Regions from separate parts of the Homo sapiens genome. Here region 2 is linked to region 1. A link is a loop called in an ENCODE intact Hi-C map of the cell type or tissue named here. Cell type or tissue: PC-9. All regions are shown on one strand. Each heading gives the region's core, and the rest is flanking DNA. Links, peaks and the distances in the headings are about the cores only.

Region 1 (12,078 bases), core at 484-8,483:
TACTAGTAATAAAAAAAAAATCTAAAGAGGGGACAACAAACACATACTGTTGAAGTTTATTTCATCGGTATACCAGCAAAGAGAAGACATTTATGGGAAGAAAATATAAAAATATTATGAAAAATGATCACTGTTTGAGTTTTATCTAGATCAGTCACCTGACTGCTTGCATGAGAGGGAAAGGACCCCCTGGTGTATGGGTGGCACCATCTAATAGCAGTGCTTCCCAAATGGAGGCAAGTTTGCCCCTTGGGAGATATCTGGCAATGTCTGGAGACATTTCTTATTATAATGACAGGGGTTGGGGGACGCTACTAGTGTCTAGTGTCTAGAGGGCCAGGGACATTGCTAACTATCCCATAATGCACACAATAGCACCCCACAGCAAAGAGTTATCTGGTTCACAACGTCAGTAAGGCTAAAACCGAAAAAATATTCTACAGAATGTCTAAAGCCTGTGTAGCTCAGCTATGGAAAAATTCCCTTATTGGCATCAAATACCTGGGCAAAGTAGCTGGTCATTTTTGGGGGGATGGGTTCCTTAAGATGGTCAAGCTCTGTTCCCCTGAACCTCCTGCCTTTAGCCAGTCCCCACATAGGTGGGAACATAGCCCTGACCAACAGTTAACTCCTCCCATGTGTAAGGGCAGTTTTTAGAGGAACAGAAGGCAGCTTGGTACTTTAAATGGTCTTCATATTCTACAACTTAACCAACCTCTCTCCCTAATTAGGTCTTTCCACTTCCACTAAAAAGCAGGGCTGTGAAACAGAGCACAAGAAAGAGTTTGTTAAGGGTTACTTGCATTCTCAGTGGAATACACAAATATACATAATTTGAATACTTCAATGCCTAGCACACTGAAGGTACTCAAATTCTGAATTAAGTCACATTAAGTAATTAGTATGTCAATATTCCTAAATTAATGATGCATATTTTGGAGCTGGAAACTTTGAGGATGTGTTTTGTAATTTCAAGGCTTTATTTATAACAACTCTTCCCTTTTTTTTTTTTTTTTTTTTTGAGATGGAGTCTCGCTCTGTCACCCAGACTGGAGTGCAGTGGCACGATCTTGGCTCACTGCATCCGCCTCCTGGGTTCAAGCAATTCTCCTGCCTCAGCCTCCCGAGTAGCTGGGATTACAGGCACACGCCACCATGCCCAGCTAATTTTTGTATTTTTAATAGAGACAGGGTTTCACCATGTTGGTCAGGCCGGTCTCAAGCTCCTGACCTCGTGATCCGCCCACCTTGGCCTCTCAAAGTGCTAGGATTACAGGTATGAGCCACTGTGCCCGGCCAACTCTTCCCTTTTAAGATACTTTAAGATACCAGTTACTATCCTTCAAGAAGAGGGAAAACTTTAAAAATTAATAGCATTTATTTTTTCCTATTTACTTAAGGGAAGCAGTGATCATTGTAGAGAATGAGAAACGTATAGAGTTCTCAAGACAAAAATAAAAATTTAACACCCAGAGACAACCAAGACTAACATTTTTTATACTTTTCGGTATTTTTTTCTCATCATATAAAATATATTTTTCAAAAACAAAATCATATTATTTGTATAATAGTATTTTAGCATGAGATTTCTCCCAAATTATTTAAAAATTTTATTTTACAAATTCACTGTTAATGCTGGCAGTATATTCCAAATTAAAGATGCACATAACCTAAGTTTAGAAACATTATTTATTTATTTATTTATTTATTTATTTATTTATTTATTTATTTTTGAGACAGAGTCTCACTCTGTCACCCAGGCTGGAGTGCAGTGGCACGATCTTGGCTCATTGCAACCTCCGCCTCCTGGGTTCAAGCTATCCTTCTGCCTCAGCCTCCCGAGTAGCTGAGATTACAGGTGTGTGTCACCATGCCTAGCTAATTTTTTGTATTTTTAGTAGAGATGGGGTTCTGCCACGTTGGCCAGGCTGATCTCAAACTCCTGACCTCAAGTGATCCGCCTGCCTCGGAAAGTGCTGGGATTACAGGTGTGCGGCACTGCAGAGCCACCGCACATGGTTGGAAACATTTTGATTAACTTTCAATGTACAGTTTTCTATTGGAATTGAACATCTTTGAGCATAATTTCTGATTGTCTTCAAGGCTCTTTTTATATACTACAAAATTACTTTCTCTTACTAAGAGAGATAAATGAAAAACGGTATCTCATTTCTACTTGCATTTTATAATAGTAAACAAAGACTGAACATTTAAAAAATATTTTTTGTAATCTGTATTTCTTTTCCTGTGTTTCTTTTTCATGTCCCATTACTACTTTTCTTTTTAAAATACATTTGAAAAACTTATTATGTCTTTATTATGAAGGTAATGAATGTTTAGAAAAATTAGAAAATATGGGCCAGGTGTGGTGGCTCACGCCTATATTATTTCAGCACTTTGGGAGGCCAAGGCAGGAGAACTGCACGAGACCAGGGGTTTGAGACCAGTCAGGACAACATAGTAAGACCCCATCTTTAAAGAAACAAAACTTTCAAAAAATTTTAAAAAAGAAAAATTAGAAAATACACTTAAACGGCTGGGCACAGTGGTTCATGCCTGTAATCCCAGCACTTTGGGAGGCCAAGGCAGGCAGATCACCTGAGGTCAGGAGATCAACAGCAGCCTGGCCAACATGGTAAAACTCCGTCTCTGGCCAGGCACAGTGGCACATTCCTGTAATCCCAGAACTTAGGGAGGCCGAGGTGGGTGGATCACCTAAGGTCAGGAGTTCAAGATCAGCCTGACCAACAAGGTGAAACCCCATCTCTACTAAAAATACAAAAATTAGCCAGGTGTGGTGGCAGGCACCTGTAGTCCCAGCTACTAGGGAGGCTGAGACAGAAGAATTGCTTGTATCTGGGAGGCGGAGGGTGTAGTGAACCGAGATCACGCTACTGCACTCCAGCCTGGGCGATGGAGCGAGACTCCGTTTCAAAAACAAAAACAAAAACAAAAAAAAACTAAACAAAAAAACCCCTCTGGTCTCTACAAAAATACAAAAATAAGCCAAGCGTGGTGGCGGGCACCTGCAATCCCAGCAACTCGGGAGGCTGAGGCAGGAGAATCGCCTGAACCCAGGAGGCGGAGGTTGCAGTGAGTGGAGATCATGCCACTACACTCCAGCCTGGGCAACAGAAACTCCATCTCAAAAAAAAAAGAAAATACACATACACATTTCAGTATTTTTCTTGTGTTTCTGTAGGAGTATTATATTAAGAATTAAAAATAATTTTCTCTGTCTTATCTTTCCATTTTAAGATTTTTACATAGAGAAAAATTTTACTTTTTATGTAATCAAATTGTTTGAATCTTCCTTTTGTGGTTTCTTCTATTATTTTTATACCCGTGTTTTTTCACCTTGAGATCAAATACACATGTATGCTTTCCTTTTGTTTCTAACAGTTTAGGGTGCTTTTTTTTTTACACTTTGAAAATGTAATCCTGGTCGGGCGCGGTGGCTCACACCTGTAATCCCAGCACTTTGGGAGGCCAAGGAGGGCAGATCACCTGAGGTTGGGAGGTCGAGACCAGCCTCACCAACATGGAGAAACCCTGTCTCTACTAAAAATACAAAATTAGCCAGGCGTGGTGGCTCATGCCTGTAATCTCAGCTACTCGGGAGGCTGAGGGTGGGAGAATCACTTGAACCCAGGAGGCAGAGGTTGCGGTGAGCCGAGATCATGCCATTGCACTCCAGCCTGGGCAACAAGAGTGAAACTCCATCTCAACAACAACAACAAAATGTAACCCTTCTGTGAGTTGTAAAGTATGGTGAGCAGTAAGGACCTCAATTTATTTTTTTCCCTAAGAGCTAATGAATTTTCCCAGTATCACCCACTGAGCCGTCCTCCCCTCTTTGTGATGCCACGTTTGTTTACCTTGTGCTGACTCATATGTTCTGCAACATTCAGCTATTTGTCAATTCTTATGCCAGTACTTCCACTGTTACCATCATCAATTTAAAGATTACTTTAATATCTGATGGGGCAAGCTGTCCATCCCTATCACCGCTCTCTAATTCCTTATTCTTGTTTTAACATATCTTGACTATCCTTTCCCATTTGTTCTTCCAGATGACATTTAGAAAACATTTTCTCAAGATTAATTTTAAAAAAAGCAAAATAAATTTTTGTAATTTTCACATGGAATTTATATTTAAATGATGAGAATACAATAAAGTTTATTATTGCCTTTTTATTGAAGCCTTGCAGACAAAAACACTGGGTTTAAAGGCCCTAGACTTGGAATACATCTGTAGATATGTCAGGTGTAGTCACAAAGGAACAAAGCCTGGGTGCCACAATGCTGCCCTCTTGTGGCAGCCAGAGGCTGCACACTCCAGTCCCAGCAAGGGATGATACTGTTGTATAAAGTGAACCAGAATCCCACCCCTAAACTGTAAAGGCAGCATAGGAAAGTCTACTATGTGGAATGATTCATGAGATGCCTTTTTGCTTCCATGACAGATTCCTTCATAACTAGTCTGTCGCAGGTCTGAATTTTTATCATTGCAGATTGATTCCTTGTTGCAACCTCAGGGTTCTTCATTTGAACCACAAAACTCAGAAAATCATTGGTGTGGCTATTTCTGCATTTCTCCCAATGATATTATATGCCTAGAAATTAATTTATTACATACGCTGGATGCCTAGGACTTTGTGTTTAATTCTCTTAGTAAAATCCTGGTTGAGAATAGACCTGCCTTTGTAAATGAAAACATCCCTGATATTACAAAACCTAAACATTTTTAAAGGTCTAACAGGAAGACTCCTCTTACCTGGCTTGCTGTCGGTCGTTTCTTTGGATCCCAATTCAACATTTCGGTCATGAGCTGAATAGCTTCATTACTGGCATTGGGAATAAGAGTTTTTAAGTTTATAGGAACACACTGGGGAAAACGGAAGTTCATAGAGGATGCCAGCTGGTATCCTTCTGGCCAGTCACTCTGTTTCAGGAATATATAAGTGCAGGTGGGGAGGGCAAAACAAATTGTTTTTAGTAATCCATTTAAAAAACACAGCAGTAATATAAACATCATTTATGTTTGAACATTTTCATGTTGATCCATATAAACATGAAAATGAAATACCAGACCACGTCTATAATTTAGTGCTACGACAGTATAGAAAGAACATTAAGCTGAGAGTTAGGAAACAATGCGAAAAGCACTTTTATAGCTTTTTTTTGTTTGTTTTTTTGTGTTTTTTTTGAGACAGGATCTGGCTCTGTTATCCAGGTTGGAGTGCAGTGGAGCAATCATGGCTCACTACAGCCTCACCCTCCCGGGCTCAAAAGATCCTCCTACCTCAGACTCCTGAGTAGCTGGGACTACAGGTGCGCACCATCACACCTGGCTAATTTTTTTTTGTGGAGACGGGGTTTCACTATGTTGCCCAGGCTGGTCTTGAACTCCTGGGCTCAAGTGATCCTCCTGCCTGGGCTTCCCAAAGTGCTGGGACTACAGGCATGAGCCACCATGCCCGCCTTTATAAATTTTGCAATATTAAGCTCTTGTCTGGTTTTAGATCCTGATGGTGATGTTGCTGTGATGATACCTGGGTTAACTCTGAACAAATAAGGAAAAGTGCTTTACAAAGAGGCTGACTGTGAACAAAGATCCTTGTCGTGTATATTACCCATTGCATACAATGTTAAAAATGCACATATCTGGGAAATGACAATTACATTAAAGCTTTAATATCTACATTTACTTGTGTAATGTTAACTACAAGGCACTTACTAATTTAATTAGGATGTCATTATATACACACTTATAAAGCACATTTCAGAAAGAAAGGTGTAGATGAAATATAGTTAATTGAAAAGCACTCAGTTCAAGAAGTCAAATATCCACAGGGGAGATATAAAAAAGGAAACAAGAAACGGTTAAGAAAAAACAAGGTTCAAGACACCAGGGGTTAACAGGTGATGCCAATGGCCAGCCACAGAATGAGCAGGAAAGAGCTCAAGCAAGGCTGTCTGTACAGTGTCAGCTGGGCATCACCCCCAAGTTACACTCTAAACACACAGAATTTTTCCTGAAGTTCTTAAGGAAAGGCAAGCACCTGTTTTTCTTCAGCTGGTGGGATTCTGGCTTCTTGCAATCCTTAACCCACTCCGATTAAAAAAATAAGGATTACAGCCGGGCGTGGTGGCTCACACCAAGTAATCCCAGCACTTTGGGAGGCTGAGGTGGGCAGATCGCAGATCGCTTGAGCTCAAGAGTTCAAGACCAGCCTGGCCAACATGGTGAAATCTCCTCTCTACTAACAATAGAAAAATTGACCAGGCGTGGTGGTGCACACCTGTAATCCCAGCTACTTGGGAGGCTGAGGCATGAGAATTGCTTAAACCTGGGAGGTGGAGGTTGCAGTGAGCTGAGATTGAGCCACTGCACTCCAACCTGGGCAACAGAGCAAGACTCCATCTCAAAAAAAAAAAAAGAATTATAAGAAAATTAATCATTAAAGTATGAGCCTATTTCAAAATGAAAATATCAGATATCTAGGCAAAAGTTGTAAATAATCAAAATTATAAAATTAAAAGCAAAGTAGCAAGATAGAAATAATCAAAAGTTATAGCAACTTAGGGACAAGAGTACTTACTTTTTTGGGAGTCCCTAAAACTTGGCAAATTTTAAAGATTTCATCGACCTCACTTGTCCCTGGGAAAAGTGGCCTTAACATATAGAGTTCAGCCATGATACTTCCAACAGCCCACACATCAATGGGAGAACTATAAACTGAAGATCTCAGTAAAACTTCAGGGGCACGATACCTATGAAAATAGAGAACAAAAGAGGTAATTTTGATTGCAATTTCAAAGGTGGATGGGCAGTAGCATTCTACGCTGTGTGGTCATGCATTTCCATCAAGGAACAGGTATTCAGACCCTGTTCCATCTGTGTGTCAGGCATTTGTACAATGTTCTGGGGATAATAGGACACAACACATGTTCCCTGATCACAGACAATGAGTGGGGCTGGAGACAAATGTCTATGAAATGTCCATCAAGCCTAAGACAGGAACTCAACTGAATAGATATGGAAATAAGTGCCATCTGATATATTAAGAAAAAAAGTAGAAAAACTATGTTACAAAGCATTATATTCAGCATCTATTCACAAGGAAGCACAGAAAACAAAAGATGAACAGGATTATATCCTGAGTAGTGGAGTTTTTTTTTATCAGTTTGAAAGTACTGATATCCTCAACTGACTCCTCTTCTGTAGTCAACTATATTTATTGAGTGGAGTTTTGCTCTTGTTGCCCAGGCTGGAGTGCAATGGCGCGGTCCCGGCTCACTGCAACCTCCGCCTCTTGGGTTCAAGTGATTATCCTGCCTCAGCCTCCCGAGCAGCGGGGATTACAGGGGCACACCACCATGCCCAGCTAATTTTTGTATTTTTAGTAGAGACGGGGTTTCCCCATGTTGGCCAGGCTGGTCTCGAACTCCTGACCTCAGGTGATCAGCCTGCCTTAGCCTCCCGAAGTGCTGAGATTACAGGCATGAGCCACTGCACCCAGCCTAACAATATTTTTAATTGAGAAAAATACTCAATTTACAAGAGCAAAGTGAGCTGGTGAGTCCAACACAAAGTCTGCTAAATGGAAGACACTCTCAATTCTCTTTTTTTCCAACCAAAATGTGTAAATATTTCAGTCCAAATGTTTGGCATACTGTCTTTTTGCTTTCATTGAGAATACTGCAAGCCCTCAAATAAACTAGTTTTGTTCACTGTTGTTTTTGCTCAATGTTGTTTCATTGTAATGTTGATGAGAAAGAAAAAAAAAGAAAGGCATTTCTGGCTGGGCCAATGTGTGGGGTTTGCACATTCTCCCCAAGTCTACAAGTTTTCTCCAGGACTCCAGCTTCCTCCCATATCCTAGATATGTGCATGTCAGGTGAACTGGGGTGCCTGTGTGGCCCCAGGATGAGTGTGTGCATGTGTGTGTCGGGGGGGGGGTGGGGAGGGGGCGTGCTGCCATGGGAGGCTGTCCCGTCCATGGTTGGTGCTCACCTTGCACCCCCAGCTTCCAGGACACGCTGTTGCCACCTGTGACCCTGAACTAGAATAACTTGGCGAATAATTATCTTCCTTGTTTTTATTAATGTTTCTCAAATGTATGTATAGCTTACATGTATTTCAATGTTCAATATTAGTGTTTTGGTCACTATTTAGAAGTTTGGTGGCCAGGCACAGTGGCTCACACCTGTAATTGCAGCACTTTGGGAGACCAAGGCGGGTGAATCATGAGGTCAGGAGTTCGAGACCGGCCTGGCCAACATGGTGAAACCCCGTCTCTACTAAAAATACAAAAACTTAGCTGGGTGTAGTGGTGGGCGTCTGTAAGCTCAGCTACTCGAGAGGCTGAGGCAGGAGAATCACTTGAATCCGGGAGGCAGAGGTTGCAGTGAGCCGAGATCGTGCCACTGCACTACAGCCTGGGTGACAGGAAAAAAAAAAAAAAAAGAAGTTTGGTGATGTTTTTGTGACCAGAAACGTGCCATAAAATTGTTTACTTTAATTAGCCTATGGTCGAATTGGTTTCATCATATGTTGTTTCACTTAAAGTGAAACTTTCCAAGAACCTACTGATGATGTTAAGTGAGAACTTACTATACTTTGACGAATATTTTTACAAGCTTTATTGATATATAATTCACATAATATACAGTTGATCCATTTAAAGTGTACATCACACTGCTTTCTCCCAAGGTGCCTTCACGTGTCTTCCCTCTTCCATCTCTCTGTCTGCCTTCTTTTTATAAGGACATCAGTCTTACTGGATTAAGACCAGCCAGGCTGTGGTCTGACCTCATCTTAATCTGATTACATTTGCAAAGACCCTATTTCAAAATAAGGTCACATTCGCAGGTAACCAGGGCGGATCCCTCATGAAAGGCCTGGTGCTGTTCTCACGTAGTGAATGAGTTCTTTTTCAGGCAAGATGAAATTAGTTCCTGAGAGAGTGGGTTGCTCCACGGCAAGCTTCCTCCTCTTGTTTGTTCCCTTCTCGCACGTGCCCATTTCCCCTTTGACCTTCACCCCGCCATCTTTTCTTTTTTTTTTTTTTGAGACGGAGTTTTGCTCTTGTTGCCCAGGCTGGAGTGCAATGGCGCGATCTCGGGTCACTGCAACCTCCACCTCCCGGGTTCAAGTGATTCTCCTGCCTCAGCCTCCCAAGTTACAAGTATGTGCCACCATGCCTGGCTAATTTTTTTTGTTTTTGAGACAGAGTCTTGCTCTGTCACCCAGGCTGGAGTGCAGTGGCGCGATCTTCGCTCACTGCAAGCTCCGCCTCCCAGGTTAACGCCATTCTCCTGCCTCAGCCTCCCAAGTAGCTGGGACTAGCTGGGACTACAGGTGCCCGCCACCACACCCGTCTAATTTTTTTTTTTTTTTTTTTTTTTTTGTATATTTAGTAGAGACGGGGTTTCACTGTGTTAGCCAAAATGGTCTTGATTTCCTGACCTCGTGATCCACCTGCCTCGGATTCCCAAAGTGCTGGGATTACAGGCGTGAGCCACTGTGCCCGGCCTAATTTTTGTATTTTTAGTAGAGACTGGGTTTCACCACGTTGGCCAGGCTGGTCTCGAACTCCTGACCTCAGGTGATCCACCCGTCCTGGCCTCCCACAGTGCTGGGATTCAGGTGTGAGCCACCACGCCCGGCCTGACCTTCTCCACCATGTTTTGATGCAGCATAAAAACCCACATCAGAAGCCAAGCGGATGCCAGTGCCATGCTTCTTGTACAGCCTGCAGAACTGGAAGCCAAATAAACCTCCTTTCTTTACCAACTTCCCAGCCGCAGGTGTTCCTTTACAGCAACACAAAAAAACACACTAAGACACGGACTCCTTTCTTTCAGCCCCCACATCTGATTCATTAGAATCCCACATTTCTCACTACCTGCATGGCCAGCAGGTCCAAGTCACTATCATTTCTGGCCACTCTACAAACTCTGCCCTTGTTTCCTACGACTGCCCTCCTTATTCATTCTGCACTGTGCAGAATTCACGTGTGGCGTGCACCTGTCTCAAGGCTTTTACTCTGCCTAAAAAAAATCCTGCTGGCCCTGGCATCTCCATCAGGGCTACTCTCAGTCAGACCCTCCATGTAACATTCCTTTCTCTCCCCATCTCCCCCAACTCCCTGCCCCCTTTCCTATTTTATTTTTCTTTATAATAATGTATCAACATCTGATACACATATATTCCTTTTTTTTTTTTTTTTTTTTTTTTGAGAAAGAGTCTTGCTCTGTTGCCCAGGCTGGAGTTCAGTGGCGCAATCTCGGCTCACTGCAACCTCTGCCCCCAAGGTTCAAGTGATTCTCATGCCTCAGCCTCCCAAGTAACTGGCACCAAGGCGCGTGACACCACACCCGGCTAATTTTGTATTTTTAGTAGAAACGGGGTTTAGCCATGTTGGCCAGGCTGGTCTCGAACTCCTGGTCTCAAGTGATCCCCCACCTCGGCCTCCCAAAGTGCTGGGATTACAGGCGTGAGCCACCATGCCCAGCCTGATACACATATGTTCTTGTTTTCACTGGAGTATAATATTCACACAGGCAGAGGCATGTGTTGTAAGAGTAGAGCTTGATGAATTTTCACAAATACAACACATCCACAGACCCAGCACCCAGATCAAGAAAGACATGTTATCGGCCGGGCCCGGTGGCTCACGCCTGTAATCCCAGCACTATGCATAGGAGGCCAAGGTGGGAGGATCACCGGAGGTCAGGAATTTGAGACCAGCCTGGCTAACACGGTGAAACCACGTCTCTACTAAAAATACAAAAATTAGCTGGGCATGGTGATGGGTGCCTGTAATCCCAGCTACTCGGGAGGCTGAGGCAGGAGAATCACTTGAAACCGGGAGGCAGAGGTTGCAGTGAGCCGAGATCACGCCATTGCACTCCAGCCTGGGCGAGAGAGCGAAACTCCATCTCAAAAAAAAAAGAAAGACATGCTATCAGCACCCAGAAGGCCCCTTGTGCACTAGTCCAGGCACTACACACATCCCCACCCCATAGAACTGCTTGCTATCCTGACTTTCATGGCACAGATTAGTTTTCTCTTTTTTTGTACTTTGCATAAATGAAATCATATGGTATGTGCTCTTTTTCTCTTTGGGCTCTTGATCTCAACATTGTCTAAGATTCGTCCACATTGCTGCATGCAGTCATAGACCCTTCGTTCTCATTGTTGCAAAGCATTCCACTGGGTGAGTATACGATGCTACTGTTCATGGACGTTTGGGTGGCGTGCAGTAGAGAGGATTCATGTCTTCTGGTGAACACGTGTATGTCTTTCTGTTGGTGATCCATAATATTTTTAACTTGTTTATCTGTCTATTGGCTGTCATGTAAGCAGCATAAGGCAGAGATTTTTCTTTTCTTTTTTTATTTCACTGCTGTGTTCTCTGTGCCTAAAATGATGTTTGGCACATAGTAGGTGTTCAATAAATATTTGTTGAATGAATGAATGAGTGAATAAATGAAATTCTTTTTCCTTTTTTTTTCAGTGATCAGAATAGCAATAAACCAATCCTTCGCTTTCTTTAAAGAATATAAAATTCAATTCTGTGTTTTAAATATTCAATATGGAACTTCCAGAAATATGTAACAATCCATCGTAGGAAAATTTCACCATAGGCTTATGCCTCAGGAGGGCTGCATAACCCCTACTCACCATCTGGTAGATACATAATCAGTGTATGGTGGCTGTGACCTTAATTCTCTTGCAAGTCCAAAATCAGCAATTTTCACAAGCTCTGGACCCATACAAAGCAAGTTTTCTGGTTTCATGTCCCTATGAAAAAAGCCTTGATGATATACGGAGAAAAAAAAATACAGTAAATCATTACGTTTAAACATAGCTTTATTTGATTTATAAACAAAATATAAATGAACCCCCTCTTTTATAATTCAAAACATCATCTTAGGAAAAAAGTAAACCATATTTATTGTCTAAGAAGTAAATGGGGCGTAGGGACCCTGCTTTTAAAATGCTTTGGCAAGAAAGTTCACACAGTGTATGAGATAATTAAAAATAACCACCCATTTAACATTTAT
Region 2 (12,078 bases), core at 1,884-9,883, 320 kb before region 1:
TGCTAAAACGTTAAAAGCAAATAAGATGCATTTTCCATTTTGTGATTTTAGAAAAATTTACATTATTACAATAGTAGTACATTCTTGCCTGTGAGTGTAGGTGATTGATTGTATGCAATGCAGTTCTGCTCAGAGCATGAAAGAGGCTGCAGGGAATTACAAAAGCAATTTCATTTACAATAGTATCAAAAAGAATAAAATACTTGGAAATAAACTTAACCAAGAAGACAAAAGACTGTACGCTAAAACTTTAAAACATTGCTGAAAGCACTTAAAGAAGACACAAATAAATGGAATGACATCTGTGCTCATGATTGGAAGACTTAGTTTTGTTAAAATGTCAACACTACCCAAAACAATCTTAATGTAATCATTTAGCAAATGATTATGACTATGATTTCATATTTGTTGGGGGCATAAGAAAATCATATGCATTATGATTACATTAAGCAAACAATGTAATCCCTATTAAAAAATCCAATTAAAAATTTATCCTAAAATTTATGTGGACTCTCAAGGGACCCTGGATAGCCAAAATAAGCTTGAGAAAGAAGGACAAAGCTGGAGGCATCACACTTCCTGATTTCAAAATATATTACAAGACGAGAATCGCTTGCCAGGAAGCGCAGGTTGCAGTGAGCTGAGCCTAGATTGTGCCACTGCACTCCAGCCTGGGCAACAGAGCAAGACTGTCTCAAAAAAAATTTTATGTATGTATAAATTTTATGTATACATAAAAATTTTTATACATACATAAAATTTTTTAGACAGTCATATATGGTAACAATAATCAAAACAGTGTGGTACTGGCATAAAAACAGACACATAGACCAATGGAATAGAAGAGAAAGCCCAGAAGTAAACCCTTGCCTATATGATTGAATGACTTTTTACATGGGTGTTGAGACCATTCAATGGAGAAAGGGGTCTTTTCAACAAATAATATTGGGAAAACATGAATGTCCACATGCAGAAGAAGAAAGTGGGACCCTTACCTTACACCGTTTGTAACAATTAACATAAAATAGATCAAAGACCTAAATGTAAGGCCTAAACTATAAAATTTCTAGAAGAAAACATAGAGGGAAAGCTTTACAATGACATTGGATTTGACAATGATTTCTTGGTTGTGTTACCAAGAGCACAAGCCACAAAAATAAAATAGATAAATGTTTTGTTTGTTTGAGACAGGGTCTTGCTCTGTCACCCAGACTGGAGTGCATTGCCATAATTATGGCTCACTGCAGCCTTAACCTGCCAGGCTTAAGCAATCCTCTCATCTCAGCTTGTCGAATAACTGGGATCACAGATGCATGCCACCACACCTGGCTAATTTTTCTGTGTTTTAGTAGAGGCAAGGTTTTGCCATGTTGCCCAGGCTGGTCTCAAACTCTTAGGCTCAAGCAATCCACCCACCTCAACCTCCCAAAGTGCTGGGATTACGGGTGTGAGCCACCAGGCCCAGCCATAAAATAGATAAATTATACTACATTAAACTTAGAAACTTCTCGGCATCAAAGGACACAATCAACAGAGTGAAAAGGCAACCAATGGAATGGGGAAAAAATGTTTGCAAATCATACATCTGATAAGGTGTTAATATCCAGAATACATAAATAGCTCCTACAACTCAACAACAACAAAAACAAAACTATCTGATTTAAAAATGTGCAAAGGAGGTGCAGTGGCTCAAGCTTGTAGTCCCAGCTACTGGGAGGCCAATGTGGGAGGATCACTTGAGCCCAGGAGTTGGAGACCAGCGTAGGCAACACAGCAAGTGATATAGCTTGGCTGTGTCCCTACCCAAATCTCATCTTAAATTGTAGTTCCCATAATTCCCATGTGTCATGAGGGAACCAGTGGGAGGTAACTTAATCATAGAGGCAGGTCTTTCCTGTGCTGTTCTTGTGATAGTGGATATCTCACAAGATGTGATGGTTTTATAAAGGGAAGTTCCCCTGCACACACTTTCTTGCCTGCTGCCATTTAAGATGTGACTTTGCTCCTCCTTTGCCTCCCTAGCAATGTGGAACTGTGAGTCAATTAAACCTTTCTTTTATGAATTACCCAGCTTCAGGTATGTCTTTATGAGCAGTGTGAGAGCAGACTAATACAGCGAGACTCTGACTAAAAAAAAAAAAAAAAAAGAGAGCAGAGGACTTGAATAAATATTTCTCCAAAGAAGATAAACAAATGACCAATAACACATGAAAATATGTTTCCCATCACTAATCACTAGGGAAATGCAAATCCAAATCACAATGAGACACCACTTACTGTGTGTGTCTCCTTTTGTTTTCTTTTTTCCTTGGGCTGCATCTGGGTCCTGGTAATACTCCTTCCATTGCACAACTAATTCAATGTTTGAACTCTGGAAAGGAACACAAGTGGATATAAAAAGTTTAAAATTTGACATTGATAAAATAGTTGGAAATGTGCATGCAGTAGCAGCAGATTCTGGTACACTGCCTCCTGCCCCTGGGCTTGCCTCTAATTTCAGCTGCTGCTATGGTAGACAGTTCCATGAGAGCTCAGCTGCCTGCTTGCCTCAAGCCTATGCTCTACAACTCTGCTTTTCTGCCTTCTCCAAATCATGCGAGCCTCCGAAGTGCACCATGGTGCACCAGATGCATGGAATTAATGCATCTGGTGGCAATCTTCCCATGATAGAGGATGAGAGCCAATGACAAGTGCCCCAGCTCCCAAATGCTGGGAGGAATTCTGTACACTTCTTAGAGGTGCTGGTGGAATCAGCCCCTGTTGCTTAGAGCAGCAACCTGGAGAACGGCCATATAGTTAAGCTCCTTTTACTCTAGAAAAAGATAACAAAAGGTTGAAAGCAATTACCAAGCAATTGAAATCTGAGTATGAATGCCAGAGAACCTCTTTGGAAGTGTACAGAGAAACTCTCTTTTGCATTGGGAGGCCAGAGAAAGCTGAGGACCAGGGCTAAGAATTAATCATCTGAGACCAAAGAAGGTGACACTCCCAACCATGCCAGATCTGCTGTGTCAAGTTCAGGGCCCTGATTGGGGAAGAACAGGACTGTGAAATACAGGATGCAAACATCTGTGTTGATGCCCTACCCCTTGAAATTCTAGTTTCCTCTAGACCCTCCAACCCCACAAATGTGGGCTATCCCTCCATAGCAAGAGCCAGCCCACCCCCGGCCCCATTGCTTGAAGACAATGCAGAGGCCTCTTCCCTTCAAGACACTTGTGCCCTCCACCCAGGATGAGCCCCAGCTTCTTTCCCGGATACTAGTATAGGTTTAAATTCCAGCATCACCCAGCTGAGGTTGCACTGGGCCTTATAAGGGAAGAAAGGGCTTAAACTCAAAGAGAGCTGATGACCCAGCTAACAGGTACCAAAAGTGTCAGGGGGTATGAATAAGACTGGATTCTTGGGGTACTTGGTCAAGGGGGCCAGAACATAAATGTGGATGGGGGAGAGTCTACTGACTGGAGAGCCCTGGCCAAAGATATAGGATTTAACCCCCGAGTAAAGACCCCAGGAGATGGTGTACATTTGGAACTAAGATGACATAGTGAGTTTGGTGCCCTCCACCCCACCCCCTGCAAACCCAAAAGAAATGTCCACATCCTAATCCCTAAAACCTGTGAAGGTGACCTTATTTGGGAAAATGGTCTTTTCAGAATTAAGGATCTTGAGATGAGATCATCCTGGATTATATGGGTGGGCCCTAAATCCAGTGACAAGTGTTTTTATAGGAGACACATAGATAGATAATGGAGAACAGGGGGAAGACCATGTGAAGGCAGAGGCAGAGACTGAAGTGATATGGCCACAAGCCAAGGAATGCTGGAAACCACCAGAAGCTGGAAAAGGCAAGGAACCGATTCTCCCCCTAAAGCCCTGGTGGGAGTGTGGCCCTGATGACACCTTGACCTCTAGGACTGTCAGAGAACAGTTTCTGTTGTTTTTACACCATCCAGTTTGTGGTCATTTGTTACGGCAGCCACAGACGCTAGTACAGATGGCTTTCGGACCATGGAAAAAGAGGATGCCCATGCTAGGTAATGTTAAAATGTCAGAAGTGCCAAGTCAGACAGTGGATTAAGGGATTGTAAGACTCAGGGAGGTGTGTATGATCAGTGAAGTGCCATCCAAGACCAGATCACTTACCAGATATTTATGCTCCACAGGAAGGCTCAGAGAAAACATCCTCCACCAAGACGTAAAGCACCCACATCACTCGGAAGCTCAGTGGTGGCTCTACTCTGCCAGCCTGGGCAGACAGTTGGAAGGGTTCAACAGAGCTGGGCTTACTGATAGCAAGTGGGATGACAAGACCCTAAAATAGGAGAACTACGTGGTGGCACATAATCCTCAGAAGCCAGGTGGAAGCCATGACCGCAATCAGGGAAAAGCTCAGAAAAGCAGCTGAGGGAGCCTGGACCACAGAGAGCTATGGAGATAGTTCATAGAGGACCACATCCCTAGCAGCAAAATACACAGGCAGACAGGGGTGCTTCTCAACCTGTGTCATAGGAAGAAATCCAGGATGGATAATGAGCAGACTAAGGATGGGTGCTCCTACAAAAGTCAGGACCACCTGCCCAGTTTCTGAATATGCGCCAGATTTCAAACCCTGAAGCCCTTGACTGGGAGGAGGGCCAGGTATCTAACAGAAAGACCCTGTAACACCCTGGCAAATGGGCACAGTCATGATTTCCTGAGTCCTTCTGCAAGGGGACCTAAGATCTCACAGAACTGTTCACCAGGGAAGGGGAAATACTCAAGTATTTGAAGTATTTTGGAGGACTGTTAGAACAGGGTCAGAAGTGACATTGATACCCTGAGACCTGCCACAGCATTGCAGCTGCCCGCACTCTGCTTCTGTGGGGCACATGGTGACCAGGTGATCCATGGAGTCCTGTCCATGGCATGGTGGCTCACAGTGGATTCAGTAAGACTACAGGCCCACCGGCAGTCATGGCCTCAGTCCACAAATGTATAACTGGGGTAAATATTCTCAGAAGTTGGCATAGCCTCCCCATTGGGTCTTTGGCCTGTGGGGTGAGGGCATTCCATGGGGAAAGCCAAGTAGAAATTTCTGAAATTGACCCTATCCACTCTGCCAAGATAGCAAACAAAAGAGATATATTGTGTGTACTTCATCTGGGGGGAGGAGGGGACAATGGGAGGATGGAGAAGAGGGCATTATGAGATGCACACAGGGAGACGGAGGGAGATGGCCAAAATTGGTGCTACCCGTAAGAATCGAAAACATGGTGGATTGGTGCTCCTTGTAACATCTACATTTATTTGTTTTGAGTCAGAGTTTCGCTCTGTCACCCAGGGTAGAGTGCAGTGGCATGATCTCGGCTCACAGCAACCTCCACCTCCCAGGTTCAAGCGATTCTCATCCCTCAGCCTCCCAAGTAGCTGAGGCTACAGGCGTGCACCACCATGCCTAGCTAATTTTTGTATTTTTGTAGTAGAGACAGTTTCACCCTGTTGGCCAGGCTGGTCTCGAACTCCTGACCTCAGGTGATCCAACTGCCTTGGCCTCCCAAAGTGCTAGGATTACAGGCATGAGCCACTGTGCCAAGCCATCCATTTCATTAACCAGTCTGGATCATGAGGAATCCTGGTTTGTCTTGGGATAGTAGATTATGCAACTCAACCAAGTAGCAGACCCAAATTGGGCCAGATACGGCACGCTGGCTGGAAGAGATGTGTGCAGGCTCAAGTACATGGTATGCAGCCGTTGATTTTGCATTTGATTTTGATTGTGTTCTTTTCTATCCCCATCAGGAAATATGATCCAAACCAGTTTACATTTTCATTCATTCTTATTATTTTGCAGTTCACAATGCACATTCACAATTTTGTCCCAGGGCTAAGTTAACTCTCATGTCTCTGTCATGATACAATAAAGAGATTTAAACTCTGGGGACCTTGTGCAGAACATCACAATGATCCACTACATAGTAGCCTTTCCTAAGGGTCACTGAGTACCCGATTTACTGACATGGGATCCAGAGTAACAGTGCCTAGGACATTCTAAAGAGAATGAGGTGAGGCAGGGGGCGCATAACCAGGGGACCTGCTGATCCCGACCATACACTTCATCACCCAAAAAGCTACTGACCTGATGGGAGTTGAGATGAACCCCTGGGTTGCCACTATGCCTACAGCTTGGGGATGACACCCCACAGGGCCAGGCACTGTCCTTCAACATGTGGAATGTACTTTGCCCTTTATATGGTTCCAAAGTATTTCAGTGATACTGAATCAGAAACACGGGGCTAGTATCTTCCTCTGTTTCCAGTTTGTAGCTTTTGATGTTGATCTGAAATGACCGCCCAGCAGGAAAGTTAAATGAAGAGCTAGTACATTACATGCAACACAAATCATTGTAATTCACAAGTTAACCTGCAGATGGTGCCATATTATTGCTGTCTCTTTGTTGATCTTTTTAAAAAATTACCTCCCTGACCCCTGTGGGTCCATATCTGGTTGTGACAAACTCATGAGGAAAGACCACAGTCACTGAGTCCCAAAACATTTGGAGTTGAATTTTTACTAACACTGTCTGATGTGCAACCTTCCTTCAAGAAAAAAAAAAGAGATGCTCAGGACAAATAGCTAATGCATGTGGGGCTTAAAACCTAGATGGCGGGTCGATAGTTGCAGCAAAACACCATGGCGCACATATACCTATGTAGCAAACCTGCACGTTCTGTACATGTACCCCGGAACTTAAAGTTAAAAAATGGAAAATAAAGCTTAAAAAAAATTGCTATCTAGCCCTTCACAGAAAAAGGCTGACTCCTGCTTTAGGAGAAAGCACAAAAAAGGAGGTAAAAATAAACAGTGCAATCAGACTTCTGTTGGACCCTGAGAGTTTAATTATGGAAGGTGAAGGGGGAAAAAAACAGAAGAGGAAAAGAGAGCTAAGTGGAAAAAGTCTTTGAAAATTTAGTAGGGCCAGGTGCGGTGGCTCACGCCTGTGATCCCAGCACTTTGGGAGGCTGAGGCGGGTAGATCACCTGAGGCCAGGAGTTCGAGACCAGCCTGGCCGACATGGTGAAACCCTGCCTCTACTAAAAATAAAAAAATTAGCCGGCTGTGGTGGTGTGTGCCTGTAGTCCCAGCTACTCAGGAGGCTGAGGCAGGAGAATCTCTTGAACCTGGGAGGTGGAGGTTGCAGTGAGCCAAGATCATCTGGCCACTGCACTCCAGCCTGGGCGACAGAGCGAGATTCCGTCTCAACAACAACAAAAATCTGAAATCCAAAATGCTCCAAAATCTGAACTTTTTGAGCACCAACACGATGCCACAAGTAGAATATTCCACATGTGAGAACCCTAATACAAACTGTTTCATCACAGATTTAAAATGTTATATAAAATTACCCTCAGGCTATGTGTATAAGGTACATATGAAAAGCTAAGACCAATTTTTGTGTTTAGAATTGGGTCCCATTCCCCATGATATCTTACTATGTATTTGCAAATATTTAAAAATTTGAAAAAATCTGAAATTCAAAACACTTTTGGTTCCAACCATTTCAGATAAGGGATACTTAACCTGTAGTACAAAAATGCACTTTATAAATTTTTTTCTTCAATTTTTAAGTTCAAGGGTACACGTGTAGGAGGTGCAGGTTACCTAGGTAGACGAATGCCATGGTGGTTTGCTACACAGATCATCCCATCACCTAGGTATTAAGCCCAGCATCCATTAACCATTCTTCCTGATGTTCCCCCTCCCCCTACACCCGATAGGTGCCCATTGTGTGTTACTTTCCCCCATGTGTCCATGTGTTCTCATCAATCAGCTCCCACTTAAAAGTGAGAACACGCAGTGTTTGATTTTCTGTTTCTGTGTTGGTTTGCTGAGGATAATGGCTTCCAACTCCATCCATGTCCCTGCAGAGGACATGATCTCATTCCTTTTTATGGCTGCATACTATTCCATAGTGTACATGCACCATATTTTTCAGTCTATTATTGATGGGTCTATCAGTCTATCATTTGGGTTGATTCCATGTCTTTGCTATTGTGAATAGTGCTGTAATGAACACACATGCATATGTATCTTTATAATAGAATGATTCATATTCCTTTGGGTATATACCCAGTAATGGGATTGCTGGGTCAAATGGTATTTCTGCCTCTAGCTCTTTGAGGAATTGCCACACCGTCTTCCACAGTGGTTGAACTAATTTACACTCCCACCAACAGTGTCAAAGCATTTCTTTTTCTCTGCAACCTCGCCAGCGTCTGTTGTTTTTTGACTTTTTAACAATAGCCACTCTGACTGAGAGGAGATGGTATCTCATTGTGGTTTTGATTTGCATTTCTTTAACAATAGTGATGTTGAGCTTCCTTTCATGTTTCTTGGCCCGATGTACGTCTTCTTTTGAGAAGTGTACTTTACAGATTGAAGACTCTCTAAACTTGAAAACTTTTCATTTAAAAATTTTTATACTTTTTTTTTTTAAGACAGGGAGTCTCACTCTCTCGCCCAGGCTGGAGTGCAGTGGCTCGATCTGGACTCACTGCAAGCTCCACCTCCTAAGTTCACGCCATTCTCCTGCCTCAGCCTCCCCAGTAGCTGGGACTACAGGTGCCTGCTGCCACGCCCAGCTAATTTTTTGTATTTTTAGTATAGACAGGTTTCACCGTATTAGCCAGAACGGTCTCCATCTCCTGACCTCGTGATCTGCCCACCTCGGCCTCCCAAAGTGCTGGGATTACAGGCATGAGCCACCACGCCCAGCCAAAGTTTTTTATAGTTTTTATAAGTGACCCCACTTCCACCAACCCTCTCTTTTGGACGCTGGAATCAGCTTTGGAGATTTGTGTTTGCACCCAGACTTCATTCCTTACTAGCTTGGCGCCCTGCACTAGAAACCTCCATCTCTATTCTGTAAAAGTGAAGCAATAATGCCAATCTAATTGATGGAATGAGGAATAAGCTAATCCATTCAGGCAGTTTACTTAGCAATTGTAGGAAATTAAAGCTTTTTCTCTCCTCTTGTCTCCTTTACACTAAAACAGGGTGGACTGGGCACAATTTAACCCCTCCTGAATAACACGGATGTTTTTGAGATGAGTAACTATTGCTTTTTTTTTTCCCCTGAGGTGTGGAAAAGCAGAGAAGCAGAGAAGTAGAGAAGCTTCAGAAATTGCTTTGTGAAGTTGAATGTGGATGTAAATAGGCAGCAGTTGCTGCCTCCTCCTTTCCCAAGGCTCAGCTCCCATTTCTAGTAGTTTAATTTAGAATCCAAGAAACCCTGGACCTGTGCCTTCCCTCTAAATGACAAGGAGTAATAGAAGATGAGGATAACAAGGTAAAGGTAGCTTACCTTTGCAATTCCAGCACTTTTGAGAAGCACAAAAATTACTTGAGAGCCATGACTTCAAAACCAACCCGGGGAACAGAATAACACCTGCTCACTCCCAAAAACGTAAAATGTAGCCTGACAGAGCGTCCAGACTTGGTGCGTTCGTCTCACAGACTTCACTCAGCAGATCTTTGTGGTGAGTGTTACAGCTTTTAAGAATATGTATGTGGAGATTTCTATTCCCCTCTCCCGACTTACTTATTCTTTGTTAAGTTTAATGACCTGCCTGGCCTACAGACATAAACCTACGAACCTTCATAATAAGCACTACAAAACAAAGAAAATACAAACCTAAACTGCAACAAAAATCTATTGCAAAAAACAAACACTTCCACACCACACAAAAAGTACTGCAGCTGGTTACCAGTACTGGCTCCCGCAGCCTGCTATTATACTCTTATCTGGCCCCACCCACATCCTGCTGATAGGTCCATTTTACAGAAAGCTGATTGGTCTGTTTTACAGAGAGCTGATTGGTCTGTTTTACAGAGAGCTGATTGGTCTGTTTCACAGAGAGCTGATTTGTCCATTTTGACAGGGTGCTGTTTGGTGCATGTACAATCCCTGAGCTAGACACATAGTGCTGATTGGTGTATTTGCAATCCTCTAGCTAGACATAAAAGTTCTCCAAGTCCTCCCCAGATTAACTAGACACAGAGCACTGATTGGTGCGCTTACAAACCTTGAGCTAGACACAGGGTGCTGATTGGTGCATTTACAACCTTTAGCTAGACACAAAAGTTCTCCAAGTTCCCACTAGATGAGCTAAACACAGAGCGCTGATTGGTGCATTTACAAACCTTGAGCTAGGTACAGGGTGCTGATGGGTGTGTTTACAAACTTGAGCTAGACACCGAGCGCTGATTAGTGCATTTATAATCGTTTAGCTAGACAGAAAAGTTCTCCAAATCTCCACCAGATTAGCTAGATACAGAGTGCTGATTGGTGCACCCATGAACCCCAAGGTAGACAGAGTGCTGATTGGCACATATACAATCCTCCGGCTAGACATAAAAGTTCTCCGAGTCCCAACTCTACTGAGGAAGCCAGCTGGCTTCACCTAGTGAATCCACCATCAGGGCCGTGGGCGGAGCTGCCCTCCAGTCCGGCGGTGTGCGCCCACACTCCTCAGCCCTTGGGCAGTTAATGAGACCGGGTGCCGGCGGAGGAGGGGGGCGCCCGTTAGGGGAGGCTTGGGCCGCCTGGGAGTCCACTGCGGGGGACTCGGGCGTGGCGGGCTGCAGGTCCCAAGCCCTGCCCCGCGGGAGGTGGCTGAAGCCCGGAGAGAATTCGAGCGCGGCGAGAGCGGGCCAGCGGTGCTGGGGGACCCGGCGCCCCCTCTGCAGCTGCTGGCCTGGGTGCTAAACCCCTCACTGCCTGGGGCCGGCAGCGCTGACGGCCCCTCCCAGTGCGGAACCCGCGCCCGCTGGGAACTCGCACTGGCCCGCGAGCGCCGTGAGCAGCCCCGGTTCCCGCCCAGCGCCTCTCTCTCCACATCTCGCAAGCCACACCTCCTGGCAAACACAGGGAGCAGGCTCAGGCCTCAGCCAGCCCAGGGAGGGGCTCCTACAGTGCAGCGGCAGGCTGAAGGGCTCCTCAATCTTGGCCAGAGCGGACACCAAGGCCGAGCAGGTGCTGAGAGCGAGCCAGGGCTGCTAGCACGTTGTCACCTCTCAGCATGGTGGCACGCACCTGTGGTCTCAGCTATTTGGAAGGATCACTTGAGCCCAGGAATTAGAGGTTGCAGTGAGCTGGGATGGCACCACTGCACCGCAGCTTGGGTGTCAGAGCAGCAAGACTCTGTCTCTGAAAAAAGATAAAAATAAAAGAGACAGATGAATTGTGCCCAATGGCCCTAGATGTAGGGCCTCCACTATACCACATATGGGATGGGGGCGTGAGTCACAGAATAGCATCCTTTCTGGAGTGTCCTGGCGGAGACACATGTTCTCATAGTGTAGCAGCAGAGTTACCTATTCCTCACTTCCAGCTTTTGATGGTTTTGCTATTTTTCATGTCTGTTTTTCTAATGGTTCTAGCACAGCTCTTACTAAGTCAAGTTGAGAAGCTGGCCGAGTGGCTTCCATCCCTTCGCCCTTTCTCCCCACCTGGCAGCTCCGTGGGGCAGTCAGGGGCATGGGCCTGGGAGCTGCCCTGGCTGACGTGAAAACAGGCTCCTTCCAGTGTGAAATGGGGCCAGTAATCCTTGCCGCCCCTGCTCTTAGGAGGGTTGTGTGCAGTGGCTGTTCCCTCCAGGTTTTCCAAAGTGCCCACGGAGAGTGAAACGGTGAATGAATGAATCTAAGCCAAGGCATCATGTAGGAGTCAGTGGCTCACAATAATTTGTGGTGAGGTGTGCCTGAAGATACAAAATGTGTCATTAAAACACACACAGGGGCACCGTGGCTCACATCTATAATCCCAGCACTTTGGTAGGCCGAGGTGGGCAGATTACCTTAGGTCAGGAGTTCGAGACCAGCCTGGCCAACATAGTGAAACCCCATCTCTACTAAAAATACAAAAATTAGGCGTGGTGGCACATGCCTGTAATTCCAGCTACTTTTGTTGGGTGGGGGGGCGGCGCTGAGGCAGGAGAATTGCTTGAACCCAGGAGGCGGAGGTTGCAGTGAGCCGAGATTGTGCATTCCAGGCATTCTAGCCCGGGTGACAGAGTGAGACTCGATCTCAAAACAAAA

The links. Hi-C counts contacts between places; a loop is a spot of excess contacts. Peaks named below come from ENCODE experiments on the same cell type or tissue, not always from the same donor. Only the 100,000 strongest peaks of a DNase experiment are listed, where the experiment ranks them.
Region 2: it touches region 1 in a loop (7-fold over the local background); 75 of 110 quality-filtered maps call a loop at or near these places.

The regions. Positions count from the first base shown.
Region 1 is chr6:10,797,115-10,809,192 of GRCh38, forward strand. MAK (male germ cell associated kinase) reads right to left here. Exons shown (of 15, transcript NM_001242957.3): 6 at 11,696-11,828; 7 at 6,606-6,777; 8 at 4,778-4,945. Among named protein-coding and RNA genes, the nearest start is that of MAK, 35 kb to the right of the region's middle. In PC-9, for the core only: CTCF peaks have their summits at 4,310 (motif pointing left) and 4,512; a DNase peak (open chromatin) is centred at 3,867; H3K27ac peaks cover 439 bases.
Region 2 is chr6:10,472,223-10,484,300 of GRCh38, forward strand. LINC02522 (long intergenic non-protein coding RNA 2522) reads right to left here and starts at 9,744. Exons shown (of 4, transcript NR_183333.1): 1 at 9,344-9,744. In PC-9, for the core only: CTCF peaks have their summits at 6,463 and 6,662; no DNase peak of the experiment used is centred there; H3K27ac peaks cover 865 bases.